2 separate regions of the Homo sapiens genome follow, and region 1 is linked to region 2. The links are chromatin contacts, found by Hi-C or POLR2A ChIA-PET in ENCODE. All regions are on one chromosome and are shown on one strand. The core of a region is the stretch at or near the end of the contact, and the rest is flanking DNA. Distances in the headings are between cores, read along the strand shown. Region 1 holds the start of NXPE4 (neurexophilin and PC-esterase domain family member 4). Region 2 holds the start of NXPE1 (neurexophilin and PC-esterase domain family member 1).

Region 1 (6,349 bases), core at 166-2,665, 36 kb after region 2:
ATTCTGTTCTTCAGATGTTCCCTTAAAGAAAGTAAAAAGATGAGCTAAGCATTGAAGAAGATAGGTGCAATGCATTTATTTGTGACAAAGAAAGAATGTGTATGTGTGAACACACACACAGTATTTATCCTCTCACATATTGCTTAATGATTATCAGGTATGTTGTTTGGTATCTAGCTATTCAAACTCCCCTCCTATAATCTACAAGTCTTGTAGTTTAGCCTTTCCTAGAACAGATGAGGTAATAAGCAAAAATAAGCTTCTGTAAACCACATAAATAAAGCATTTCCTACCTTTGTGGAGTTCTGGAAAACTGTAAAAATGATCCAGGAGGCTAATATAAACAACAGTGCCAATAGTGACTTATAATTTATCATACTTATTTTCATGATTAGGATCCTACAAGAGACAATACAAAAACAAGCACAAAAACATACAACAAAACAGAAAAGCAAACAAACATGGGAAACATTTGAAATTTTTTTGGCTCATGATTACTTTTTAGCCTCAGATAAATAACTCCCAGAAATAAACCTTCACCCCCGCAAGCTGTACTTGGTATCTCCCAGGTGCTCTCTTTTAGCTATCTGCTTGTACATTCTACAGAACAGATAATTCATGGAGCCCACTGTGATCTTTAAGAAATCGAGCAGCTTAAGGGCCTGAAGGATGCAAGCTTGCTCGTGTCTAGATGAAGTCTCCAGACTATTTGTCACCTATCAGGTTCCCTGTTCTATTCCCTTAAACTCAAGGGCAGACACAAAATACTCCAGCAAATATTAACACTGAGAACCACATCATTACAGTGCCTGTTGAATGCAAATTAGTTTTTCTGTTTCATTAATGCCAATCTATTAATATGTCCTCCTTTTCTGTTTTAGCAGGCTTTCTAGCACCCCCTCAAGCTTGAAAAGAATTATTTTAAAACATTTCTTACTTAAAAAAATTTCAGGCTTTATCAGTATTTTTCCATGATTCATCTTAACATTTCTCTTTGCACCGGAATTCCAAGTTCTCTTTTAACTTGGAACTTTAAACTTTAACATCAGATTGCTTGAATGCTGCCTTTCTAAAACTTTCCATCCCTCAAAATTTACCCTCCCCTAGAAGCACCTTTCACCCCAGATCCCTAGTTTATACATGGGCATTAGATGTTTCTGCACCCAAAAATAAATGTCACACCTTTCCCTCACCTTCCCAATTTTACAAATTTTTTCATACCTTTAGTTTACAGATTGTTCAATCCCATACATAGACTCTCTGGCGAGCTAGGTGTTGAGAATTTCTTCTGAAGCCACCAGTGTGCTACTGGCATACCTCTTGTCTATACCAAAATAAATTGCAGATATAAGTTGCAGTTTGTTTACCTTTAGCATGGATTCACAACCTTCTGCTTGTTTCAGCTAAGACAGAAGTGTCAGCCACGTCAGCTCCACCTTAAGGAGGGGCCTGGATCACAAACTGTAGTTATTAGCTCAAGCAGAGGTAGGAAGGAGAAATGAAGTGCTCTGCATAGTAGGTTATATGATTTCAAATTCCTGAAGTTTTATAAGTCTAATTCTAGTTACAATAAATAACTGATGAGAAAAAGAGTGTTTGATAAATAATTGTATTTAGTTAATACAATTTGATAAATATTATAGTTACAATAAATAACTGATGAGAAAAAGAGCCACAAGTTTGAATGATTGAGAGTAATCATCAACAGAAAGTCAAACTTTCTAGTTTCCATCTAGCGTTATCATCAAGACCCAGTTGGCAGGATTCAAGTGCGTATTATCTCATACATAGTAGGTTTCAATACAATTTGCTGAATTGAACTAAAAGAACTTCAAATATAACATAGGGAAGACAATAATATTAATTGCATCTGAGACTAACAGAGTGACAGCTTGTAGTCATGGGTTTGAATCCATCTGGGATTTGTATTCTTGATCTGATGAAAACAGTGCTGGAAAGAGCAGGCACCCAGACAGCTGCACCAGTGCCCACAGGAAGCAGTAGCTGCTGGCCCTGTGGCTCCGTCCATGGGTTGATTACTGCTGCCCTACACAGGAGGGCATGCCCATCATCTTTCCATCTTATTTAAGCATGCCCATCAATCTTTCCAGTCTTATGTTTTTAAAAAGATGGAATCAAGACCAGTTTCACAACTGGTCTACTTGTTTCAGATCTTGAAATTCTTCCAACATCTTTGATCCTGTTCTACCAAATTCACCTTAACAATACTTCTTTATGTCTTTACTTGATGACCTTTGGAAAAGCTGTTTTAACATTATAAAACTGGGTGTAGGATTGTTAAATTTTTCACTGAGGAGCCTATAATAAGAAAAAAGTATTTGCAGTGGGTTTGGTTTGGCTGTTCCTTAGAGGACTGATGCCAGCAACCACCCAAGTTCACAGTCTACTCTGAGACATATAGATTTATAGATTTTAATTTGGTTTGGTCACATAGATTTTGAAATCTAATGTTAACCTGGAGTCTGTTTATGAGGTAGGCACAATAGATATGCTTGACTTAAAGAACCAAGAGTACAAAAGAAAGTTTGAATGATTTGTGCAGGTCATCTGATGAGCTTTGAAACAGGGCTGAATCCAAGATTCCTTTCATTTTGATCTCTAACACTGTGTGTTTATAGTGTATATGTATAACAACATAAGCACAAAGAATGAAAACTAGGAAGTTGGAAAAACTATCTTGAAGTCTTTATACCATGTGTGAATTGGGATAATATTACTTGAAGGATAGACTCTGATTAATTAAGAAAAATATTGTAACCCTGGTATAACCACTAAATATTTCTTTTAAAAAGTGGTATACATAATAAATCAACAATGAAGATTAAATGAAATAATAAAAAATGTTTGATTAGCCCAATAGAAGGAAAAGGAGGAAAAAAAGAAGTGGAACATAGCAAACTGTCAATATATTCTTAAATTCAAATATATGAACAGTGATCTGAAATCTGAATGATATTAACCAGGGGTGGACAAACTTTTTCTGTAAAGAATCAGATAGAAAATATTTTCGGAGAAAGAAACTATAAACAAGAAAATGTAATGGGTATATTAAAATTAACCTTGTGATATTCAGTTGGAATTAGAATAATCAGTATGCACTCAGTTTTTTGATGGATAAATATGCATTTTTATGCATACATGGGTTCATGCACACAGATGTATATTTTCAAGCTCTGTCCATAGAGAAGCCCTAGAAGCAATGACACCTAGTGCCTAGACCTTGGTTTCTTAATTCTCCAGTAAAGGGAGCCAGAATTTCTTGGAGAAGTGGCTGGTTGATTCCATCACTTTGTCAGGGGATATGAAATGAGCCTGGAGCATCTCGGGGTGCTAGGAAATGCCTTTTAAAAAATGGAGGTACATGTCAAAATGGCCCAGAAGCTAACCTGAAAGAGCTCCTGATGACCAAAGTTGCAACAATTTGAGCCACAAAATAAATAACAATTGTTTTGGAATATATATTAATCTACACTCACATTTCAAAATACAATCATTGTTCTCACATTTCAAAATACAATCATGCCTTCCCAACAGTCCCTCAAAGTCTTAGTGAATTTCAGCATTAACTCAAAAGTCTGAAGTCCAAAGTCTCATTTGAGACAAGGTAAGTCCCTTCCACCTATGAGCCTGTAAAATCAAAATCAAGTTAGTTACTTCCAAGATACAATGGGACTATAGGCATTGGGTAAATGTAAAAAAATTCCCTTTTACATTCTAAAAGGGAAAAATTGGCAGAAAGAAAGCAGCTACAGGCTTCATGCAAGTTCAAAACTCAGAAGAGCAGTCACTAAACTTCAGAGCTCCAAAATAATCTCCTTTGACCCCATGTCTCACATCCAGGGCACACTAACGCAAGGGGTGGGCTCCCAAGGACCTGGGCAGCTCTGCCCCTGTGGCTTTGTGTTGAGTGCCTTTGGTTTTTCCAGGTGCAGAGTGCAAGCTGCCAGTGTATCTACCATTCTGGGGTCTGGAGGATGGTGGCCCTTTTCTCACAGCTCCACTAGGCAGTGCCCCAGTGGGGACTCTGTGTGGGGGCTCCAGCCCCACATTGTCCCTCCACACTGCCCTAGTAGAGGTTATCTAGAGGGTTCCACTCCTGCAGCAGACTTCTGCCTGGACATATAGGCTTTTCCATACATCCTCTGAAATCTAAGTAGAGTCTCTCAAGCCTCAACTCTTGCACTCTGTGCACCTGCAGGCTTAATAGCCTGTGGAAGCCACCAAGGCTTATGGCTTGCACTCTCTAAAGCAATGGCTTGAGCTGTACCTGGGCCTCTTTGAGCCATGGCTGGAGCTGGAGCAGCTGGGATGCAGGGACCAGTGTTTTGAGGCTGTGCAGGGTGACAGGGCCCCGGGCCTGGCTCACAAAACCATTCTTCCCTTCTAGGCCTGCAGGTCTGTGATGGGAGAGGCTTCCACAAAGTTCTCTGAAATGCCTTTGAGGCCTTCTCCCCATTGTCTCCACCTGCAGGCTTAACACCCTGTGGAAGCTACCAAGGCTTATGGCTTGCACTCTTTTTGCATTTGGCTCCTTTTTACTTATGCAAATTTCTGCAGCCTTCCTGAATTCCTCCACTGAAAATGACCATTTCTTTTTACCATATGGCCAGGCTGCAAATTTTCCAAACTTTTATACTTTGCTTCCTTTTTAGTATAATTTCCAGTTTTACATCTTTTTTTTGCACATGCATACGAGCATAGGTTGTTAAAGTAGCCAGGCTGCTTCTTGAACACTTTGCTGCTTAGAAATTTCTTCCCCCAGATACCTTAAATCATCACTTTCAAGGTCAAAGTTCCACAGATCCCTTGGACAGGGGTACAGTGCCTCCAAGTTCTTCACTAAACCATAACAAAACTGACCTTTACTCCGATTCCCAGTAAGTTCCTCATCTCCTTCTGAGACCTCCTCAGACTGGACTTCATTGTCCATATCACTACCAGTATTTTGGTGGCAACAATTTAACAAGTCTCTAGGAAGTTCCAAAGTTTCTCTTATATTCTTGTCTTCTTCTGGGCCCTCCACCCTCTGCCTGTTATCCAGTTAAAGTTGCTTTGACATTTTCAGGTATATTTATGGCAGTGTTCCACTCCCCAGTGCTAATTTTCTGTATTAGTCTGTTCTCACGCTGCTATAAAAATATTTGAGACTGGGTAATTTATAAAGAAAAGAGATTTAATTGGCTTATGGTTCCACAGGCTATACAGGGAGCATGGTAGCTTCTGCTTCTGGGAAGGCCTCAGGGAGCTTTTACTCATGGCAGAAGGCAAAGTGGGAGCAGGTGTCTTACATGGCCAGAGCAGGAGCATGAGTTTGCGGGAGGGGCTACACATTTTTAAACAACAAGATCTTGTGAGAACTCACTCACTATACAGTACCAGTGGGGGATGGTGCTAAACCATTTATAAGAACTCTGCCCCCGTGATCCAATTACGTCCTACCAGGCCCCAGCTCCAACACTGGGGATTAGAATTCAACATGAGATTTGGGCAGGGACACAGATCCAAACCATATCAGAATATAACCCATGGAATTAAAAAAAATCTATGAGTTCATATCTATACAAGTAAATAATAGCATAAATAAATGGGGTAAAATAAACAGCTGTTCCTCACAGAAGAATTCCAACTAACAAATATGGCAAAAGTGAAGGAAATACAAAGTGAGCATTAGAACTCTTCAGTAATAATTGCTGTACTCAATATGTGCTAATGAATACTAAAATCAGTGAGGAAAAGTTTGAAGAAAAACAAGTTTATTTCCACCAATATATTTATAATTTCAAAGTTAAAAATAGTAACATTAGAGTGCAGAAAATCAATGAACATCTGCTTACCCAAGTGATGATGGGTTAACATAACCAGTAAGAAGACATATCTTGGTTGGCAATAATCTGCCAGCCTTTTCTATAATTCAAAAACTCATTTAAAAGTCAAAACAATTAAAAGTCTTCTCAAATTGAAACAAAAATAGTTATACATGAAATGACCCATTTTCCTCATTCCTTCATTTACCAAATAATCTGCCAAATAGTTAATCATTTCTAATAAGACACAAATGCTGTACTGAGAAGGGCACATCACGTCTATGGTATTCTTGAAAGCAATGTATAACTTCAATGTAATTATGAGAAAATTTTGCATAGAAAAAAATTGAGTGACGTTCTACAAAATAATATTTTTCTAAAGTGTCACAATCATGAAAAACCATGTAAGACTAAGCAACTGTCCCCAGCTAAGGAGACATGATGACTAAATGCAATTTGAGATCCTGGATTGGGTCCTGAAATAGAAGAAGGACATTAACGGAAAAACTAGTAAAATCCAAAAA
Region 2 (6,722 bases), core at 3,039-5,538:
ACAATCAATAAGTAGAATATTACCACCACCCCAAAGTTCCATTTCCTTGTCAATTTTGTCCTCCTCCTGTGCATGCCCCGCTGCCCATGCCTAACGTGTTTCTGGCCCCGGATAATCACAGATTTAGTTTTTGGCACTACAGATGAGATTTCTTTTTCTAGAGTTTCATATAAATGGAATAATGTAGAATGTACTCTTTTGTGTCTGGCTTCTTGGACTTATGATTATGTTTTTGAAGATTCATCAAGGTTGCATTTATCAGTAGTTTGTTCCTTTTCATTATTGAGCAATATCTCATAATATCTATTCCTCATTTGATAAATATTTGGGTTGTTTAAAGATTGGGGCTATTGTGAATAGAGCTGCTCTGAATATTCATATATGGTTCTCTATATGGACAAATGTTTTAATTTCTTTTTGGTAAGTACCTAAGGGTGGAATGACAGGGCCATATGGTAAGTAAATGTTTAACTTTTGACAAATCTACAAAAAGCCTACTGGAATTTATTGCTCTTAATCTGTAGGTAAATTTGGGGAGAATTGCTCTAGTAACAATATTGAGTTTTCCAATTCATGAAAACAGTTTATACCTCTCAGTTTGAATTTATGGAGAGTTGGTTTTATTTACTTTAAGGTGGGTCTTGAAAAGCCTGGGCTTTTTACACCACGTTCCTCCTTTTTACTGGAACTCAAAACCTACAAACTCTGTTTCCTCCTTCAGTGAGCAACAGATTAAATCTCTACTTATTCAGCAGTTGTTCTGTGCTACACTTTGTGGAGTCTCCCTTGGATACACAGAGCTCAGGGATCAGTCAAAGATTTGAGAGTAGATTTCAGGGCTTTTTCTTCTAAGGCCTTTCTCCTGGAATTTCCCTGGTCAATTGCCTTGAACTCCATCCTGTGACATCTCCAGGCTGCAAGTCTGCAGTTTTCTGCTTGAATTCAAGTTGCTTTGCACAGTACACACTGAGGTATATTGTCAGGATAAGAGCCCTTAAAGCTGGCTCCCACGCAGCATGATTCCCTACTTTTAAGTGTCAAATTCCCTCTAGTTTCTGCCAGTTTTTGGCCTTTTTCTAGTGCTTTCATATCATTTTTTAAAATGTATTTTTTTCCAGAGTTTAATACTGTTCTATGAGAAATATTAGTCTCATCTAAGCCACTCTGACATTTTTTGCAGCTGGAACTTCCTAGTCCATTTATATTTCATATTATCGTTGATATATCTATGTAATTTTATCTTACTATTTGGTTTTTATTTGTCCCACCTTCTCTATTTCTATTCCATTTTCTCCCTTTTTGACTTTTTTTTTTTTTTGAGACAGAGTCTCACTCTGTTGCCCAAGTTGGAGTGCAGTGGCACTATCTTGGCTCACTGCAACCTCTGTCTCCTGGGTTCAAGCAATTATAGTGCCTCAGCCTCCTGAGTAGCTGGGATTACAGGCGTGAGCCACCACACCTGGCCAATTTTTTGTAGTTTTAGTAGAGACGGGGTTTCACCATGTTGGCCAGGCTGGTCTCGAATTCCTGACCTCAAGTAATCTGCGTGCCTCAGCCTCCCAAAGTTCTGGGATTACAGGCATGAGCTACCGTGCCCGGCCCCCTTTTTGACCTCTTGTGTATTAGTCAAAAACTCTAAAATTATTCTATTTCCATTCTCATTTAGCTTGTTATAAAAACTACTTTAATAATTTCTACTCTATTTTGGAAATTTCAATATGCATCTTTGACTTAATGAAGTCTAATATAAATTGGTACTTTTACTAATTATTAGGAAATGAGGGACCTTAGAAAACTGTACTCCATTTACATTTAACTCTTTCACATTTTCTTGCTATAGTCAGGCATTTCAGTTCTAGAAATATTTATTTTATTTCTTTTAGAGATGGAAAAGAAATATGCTGCCTAGGTTGGACTGGAACTACTGGGCTCAAGTGATCCTTCTACCTTAGCCTCCCATGTAGCTGGGACTATAGGCACTCACCACTGACTGGTTTAATTCTAGGAATATTTAAAACACCACAATATATTATATATAATACATATATATATATATATATATATATATATATATATATATAAAATCCTTGTTCATTTATATTTGTACATTTAGTTTCCTTCTTTTTCATTCTTCTTTGCCGTTCTCTACTGTCATTTGGGAGAATTTATCTTCTGCTTCAAGAACTATCTTTAATATTCTGTAAGACATCTTCTAGTGACAAATTCTCAAGGTTACATTTTAAAAAATCTTATTTTGCTTTCATTTTGAGGGTTTCTTTTGCGGGCTATACAATTCTAGATTGACAAGTGTTATTTATTTATTTTTGTTTTTGGTGGTTAAAAGCATCAGCACTTTGAATATGTTACCTCATTTTCCTTCTATTTCCCTAACTGCCCTTTGTTCCTCTCTTGCTTTCTCTCTAGAATCTAGATCTCTCAACCCCTCACTGCCCCAGTTGCTCTCTGACGCTTAACAGATCAAATATAACATCCTCTAGCTTTTCTAGTTGCTCTCAAAAGGAGACTATAAGCAAGTCTACTATTTTGGGAAACATAAATTTTATTTATAATTATAAATATAAACTATACACACATCTATGTATATGTGTTTATGTGTGTGTGTATATATATATCCATATATATGCACATTCTATATGTTTTTCTTTTTATTTCATTTTCCAAACAAATATCTGTGGCTGATGTGTAGAAATGCAAGTGCTTTATTTTAATAGTGCTTTTATATAGGCACACATAGAGAACAAAGATGATTAGAAGTGGCCATATTGGGTACGTTTGCCTTGTTTTCATAGTTAGTTTCAACATTTTACTATGTGTAATTAAATATATGATGTTGGATTTGTGATATTTGCTTTTCTTAATGCCTTCTATTAGATTGAGGAAGTTCTCTTTTAAGAAAGTTTGTGAAGTGTTTCTATTACTAATGGAAGTTGAGTTATTGACAAAGGCCTTTTCTGATTCATTGAGGTAATTATATGAATTTTTAAACTTTTATGTTTAAATGTGATGTATTACATTCGTATATTTTCTAAAGCTAAACAATCCTCCTGTTATGGACTTAAGCTGAACTAGGTCACAATATAGATTGGATCTTTATACATAACTCTGCTGTGCTATGTAAGAGTACAAATTAACATGATCGTTTTGAAAGCAGAATGGCAATATTTCTGTTAGTTTGTGTTTATCTATGCCCTATGTCCAAGCAATTCATTCTGGATACATCACAGAGGACTTCTCAGTCAGGTCCATAAAGAATCACATACAAAGTTTGTTTTCAGTTGATTATATGTATAGCTGTAATTGTAGGGAATTAAATAGACTTTAATATGTATTACTATGAAATGGTTAAGAAACATGTAGTGGATGTGTATTGTGGGATACTATCCAACAGTTAGATACAACTCACTAGATTTACCTGTAATATGAAGAGCTCTTAAAAACAGCTCTAAGTGAAGAAAGAAATAAACATAAATCTTTATCACATTTTTATGTAAATTAAAAATATACATACAAAGCACAATACATGGATACACACATACTCAAAGACAAAAATTAAAAAAGAATCCTTCCTGCTTTTCTGGCTTTGTTTATGACTCATCCTACTGCCCACCTGGGGTGGCCTGCCCCTGCACCAATCTAGACTCTATAGTCAGTGAATCCCCAGCTCAGGGGCAATCTCTACAGGAAACTTTCCAGCATAACTCTAGACCACAACGATCTCTCCCGTATTTTGAATTCCTGTGACATATTCATACATTTTCCACCCAAACAATGTCATACATAAAACAAGGCAAAGAAATATCAGTTGTAAACAGGTATTTTTGATGTCCTTCTTCCTCTCTCCAACTAGATGTTAGGTTGAGTGACTGTATCCATGCTTGCTTCCCACAAAGCACTGGGGACTTTTGCTGGTTGGTTATTAGAGAAATATTTTATCTTGATGCTGTCTCACCGTCAAAACCAGCCTATCCTTGTCAGTAAGAGAGGCTCTCACTATCAGTTTTTTTTTTTGTTTCCCACACTTTCTTCTGAGCTTTCTCCCTTTTCTTATCTTTCTCTGACTTGAGAGAACCCCTCAGCAGACACAGTCTTTCTAATTTCTTTTGCTTTGTTCTTCCCTGCCCTCCACTGACCACTGGCAAGATTAGAAATAGAGAAAGGCAGTCTCCATAGTTTTGCTTACTCACCTGTTTTAATGATCTCTCCTATCTGGGTGGCTGGAAAAGTACCTGTGAGTTCTTAACTGGCTCTTGTGGCTGTGTAAAATGTTTTTGTTCCTTGTCTGTGAACACATTTATTTTCATCAGTCTGTTTTCCTCGTAAATTGGCTTATCTTGGGGTGGAGATTTGAAGAGGCAATAAACAGTAGTACAATTAACTGACAATTAGATAATTCCACAGCCTCTGTTAACTGGGTGTTACTCGGGTATTCTTTGAGATTCCTTCTCTCTCCATGTTACTGGTGACCCTTGGGAATGGAAAACCTCTTAGTTCTGAAACAGCTGTGGTCCTTGAAGTCATAGTGTAAAAATACCCCAAGTGACTCTATGGATAGGCTTTCCTCAGAAAATCTGAAGTCTCACGACAACTCCAAACAAGAGAACAAATTGTCAGTGGACACCATGCAGAGAACTGGTGGGTGATTGAGAATTCTTTTTTTTTCTTTTTTTTTTTTTTTTGGACAAGGTTTTGCTCTGTTGCCCAGGCTGGAGTGCAGTGGCGTGATCATAGCTCACTGCAACCTCGAACTCCTGGGCCCAAGCCATCCTTCTGCCTTGGGCCTAGGGGCTACAGGTGCATGCTGCCACACCTGGCTAATATTTTTAATTTGTATTTTGTAGAGATGGGGTCTTACCATGTTGCCCAGGCTGGTCTTGAACTCCTGGGCTCAAGTGGTCTGTCTTCCTCGGCCACCCAAAGTGCTGGGATTACAGGCATGAGCCACTTTTCCCAGCTGGATCTTTTATCGGTTTGAAAAGGATATCTAATAAATGGGGAAGGACTATTTGCTCTGAGTTAGGGAAAGGGGATATGGTTCATTAACTCGTCATTATCATAAACATTATTTAATTCACCAATACAGTAAATGTTGCTGTAACTTCTGCTATGCCAAATGCCTGTAACATGAAAGGGAATATATGGGTGTATATGAATAATTAGGCCTATTAATCCTTCTTTCCCCTCTAACCCCTGGTCACCACTGGTTTTCTTACTGTCTCCATGGTTTTGACTTTTACAGAATGTCACATAGCTGCAATCATACAGTGTGTAGCTGTCCCAGATTGGCTTTTCTCTTAGCGATACGGATTTCAGTTTCTCTGTCTTTTTGTGGCTTGATAGCTTATTTCTTTAGTGCTGAATAATATTTTACTGACTACATATTGGAGACCTTTCTCTCATGCCTCATGCCCTTCCCTCTGGAACCTTCATATTTGTCATGTGACTGTTACTTCAGCTCTGTAACATAAATCTAACTTCATCTCTCTTTCTAAGCCTGGATGCCCAGACCCTGTGCCAATTTGTAAGATTTAGTTTTGAAGATCACAAGTATTATTAGTACTGTGCTAAGTACTCATAGGATTAAATGAATTAATACATGTACAACATTTAAAAACAGTTTCTGACACTTAGTTTAAGCACTAAATAATTAGCAACTACTACTATCACCACCCCAACTACTACTATTTATGCATGGGAGTAAATTTTGAGATTGGCTTTTTTCTCCCACTCAGCGTAACGTCCACGATGTCCATCCAAGTTATTGCATGTGTCAACAGTTCATATGAACATATTGCCTCACTCACAATTAGGCAATATTGTTTGTTACCTTGGTTTCTTTAACCAATATTGTTTCTAAAACCTACTCCTCACTACTCAATTTGTTTCTTATCTTGTAAAGTCTTTGGTAGCTCTTTCAGAGGGGACCAGTATTAGACTGAGTACATATTTTTTCTTCCTAAATAGATGATAAATTTACTTGCTATAGAATTAGGTGAAAAATATTTTTCTTCTTAGCCTTGAGGATACTGTTTCATTCTCTTCATGCATCCAATGTCATTTATGAAATGTCTGATGTCAAAGTTAGTATAATTGTGAATCTTTGTAGCATTTTTCTCTTCATCCTTGGTATTATGAAATTTTATGCAGATCTTTTTATCTTCATCATGTTTGGCGCTTTTAATGGCCCATTAGACCTGAGATCTAATATCTGTTAACTTTTCTTTCATAATTTTGATCACACTTTCCTTTTATTCTGTATTCTGCAAGAATTCTTGAGTTAACATTTTATTTCTCCAGTTTATTGTTTTCATTTTGAACTTTAGTGTGTCCCTCAAGTTTTTCTTTATTTCACGTATCATATTTTAAATTTAACAAATATCTAGTTAACTCTAAGTATGGCTGCAATATCCTCTCACATCAGTCTGGTAATTAAACACACTTATTCTAAATTCTTGTATCAACTGTCCTTTTAACTTTGTTTTCTTGGCATGTCAATTTCTTCTGATTATTGTGCTTTATGCCTCTCTTTCAAGTGTTAGTCTCTTTCAAATGATTGGTAATTTTTGGTTATGTGTTCATCTTTGCATTTGAAATTTTCTGCTAGCCTCCCTGTAAATGTTGGGTTTATTTATTGCATTTTCTTCTGGGAGAGTGGTTAGAAATATTTCCTGGTGCTGAGTGCCAATATCCAGTCTTCTGAGAGT

The links. A loop is a pair of places that touch in the nucleus more often than their neighbours do. ChIA-PET counts read pairs that join two places held with the same protein, here RNA polymerase II (POLR2A). Pooled maps may share reads with other maps.
Region 1: a loop to region 2 is called in a map of colonic mucosa, with 2.4 times the contacts of the local background. The contact joins the promoter of NXPE4 here to the promoter of NXPE1 in region 2. A Hi-C loop is called at or near these places in 1 of 168 maps with a recorded cell type or tissue (colonic mucosa) and 1 of 50 pooled maps. POLR2A ChIA-PET finds 5 or more read pairs at or near these places in 1 of 52 experiments (AG04449).

The regions. Positions count from the first base shown.
Region 1 is chr11:114,594,371-114,600,719 of GRCh38, forward strand. It overlaps NXPE4 (neurexophilin and PC-esterase domain family member 4), which reads right to left and starts at 1,416. Exons shown (of 6, transcript NM_001077639.2): 1 at 1,222-1,416; 2 at 294-399. The coding sequence starts at 389. It also overlaps a transcript of NXPE2 not described here.
Region 2 is chr11:114,555,593-114,562,314 of GRCh38, forward strand. NXPE1 (neurexophilin and PC-esterase domain family member 1) reads right to left here and starts at 4,289. Exons shown (of 9, transcript NM_001395504.1): 1 at 4,206-4,289. It also overlaps a transcript of NXPE2 not described here.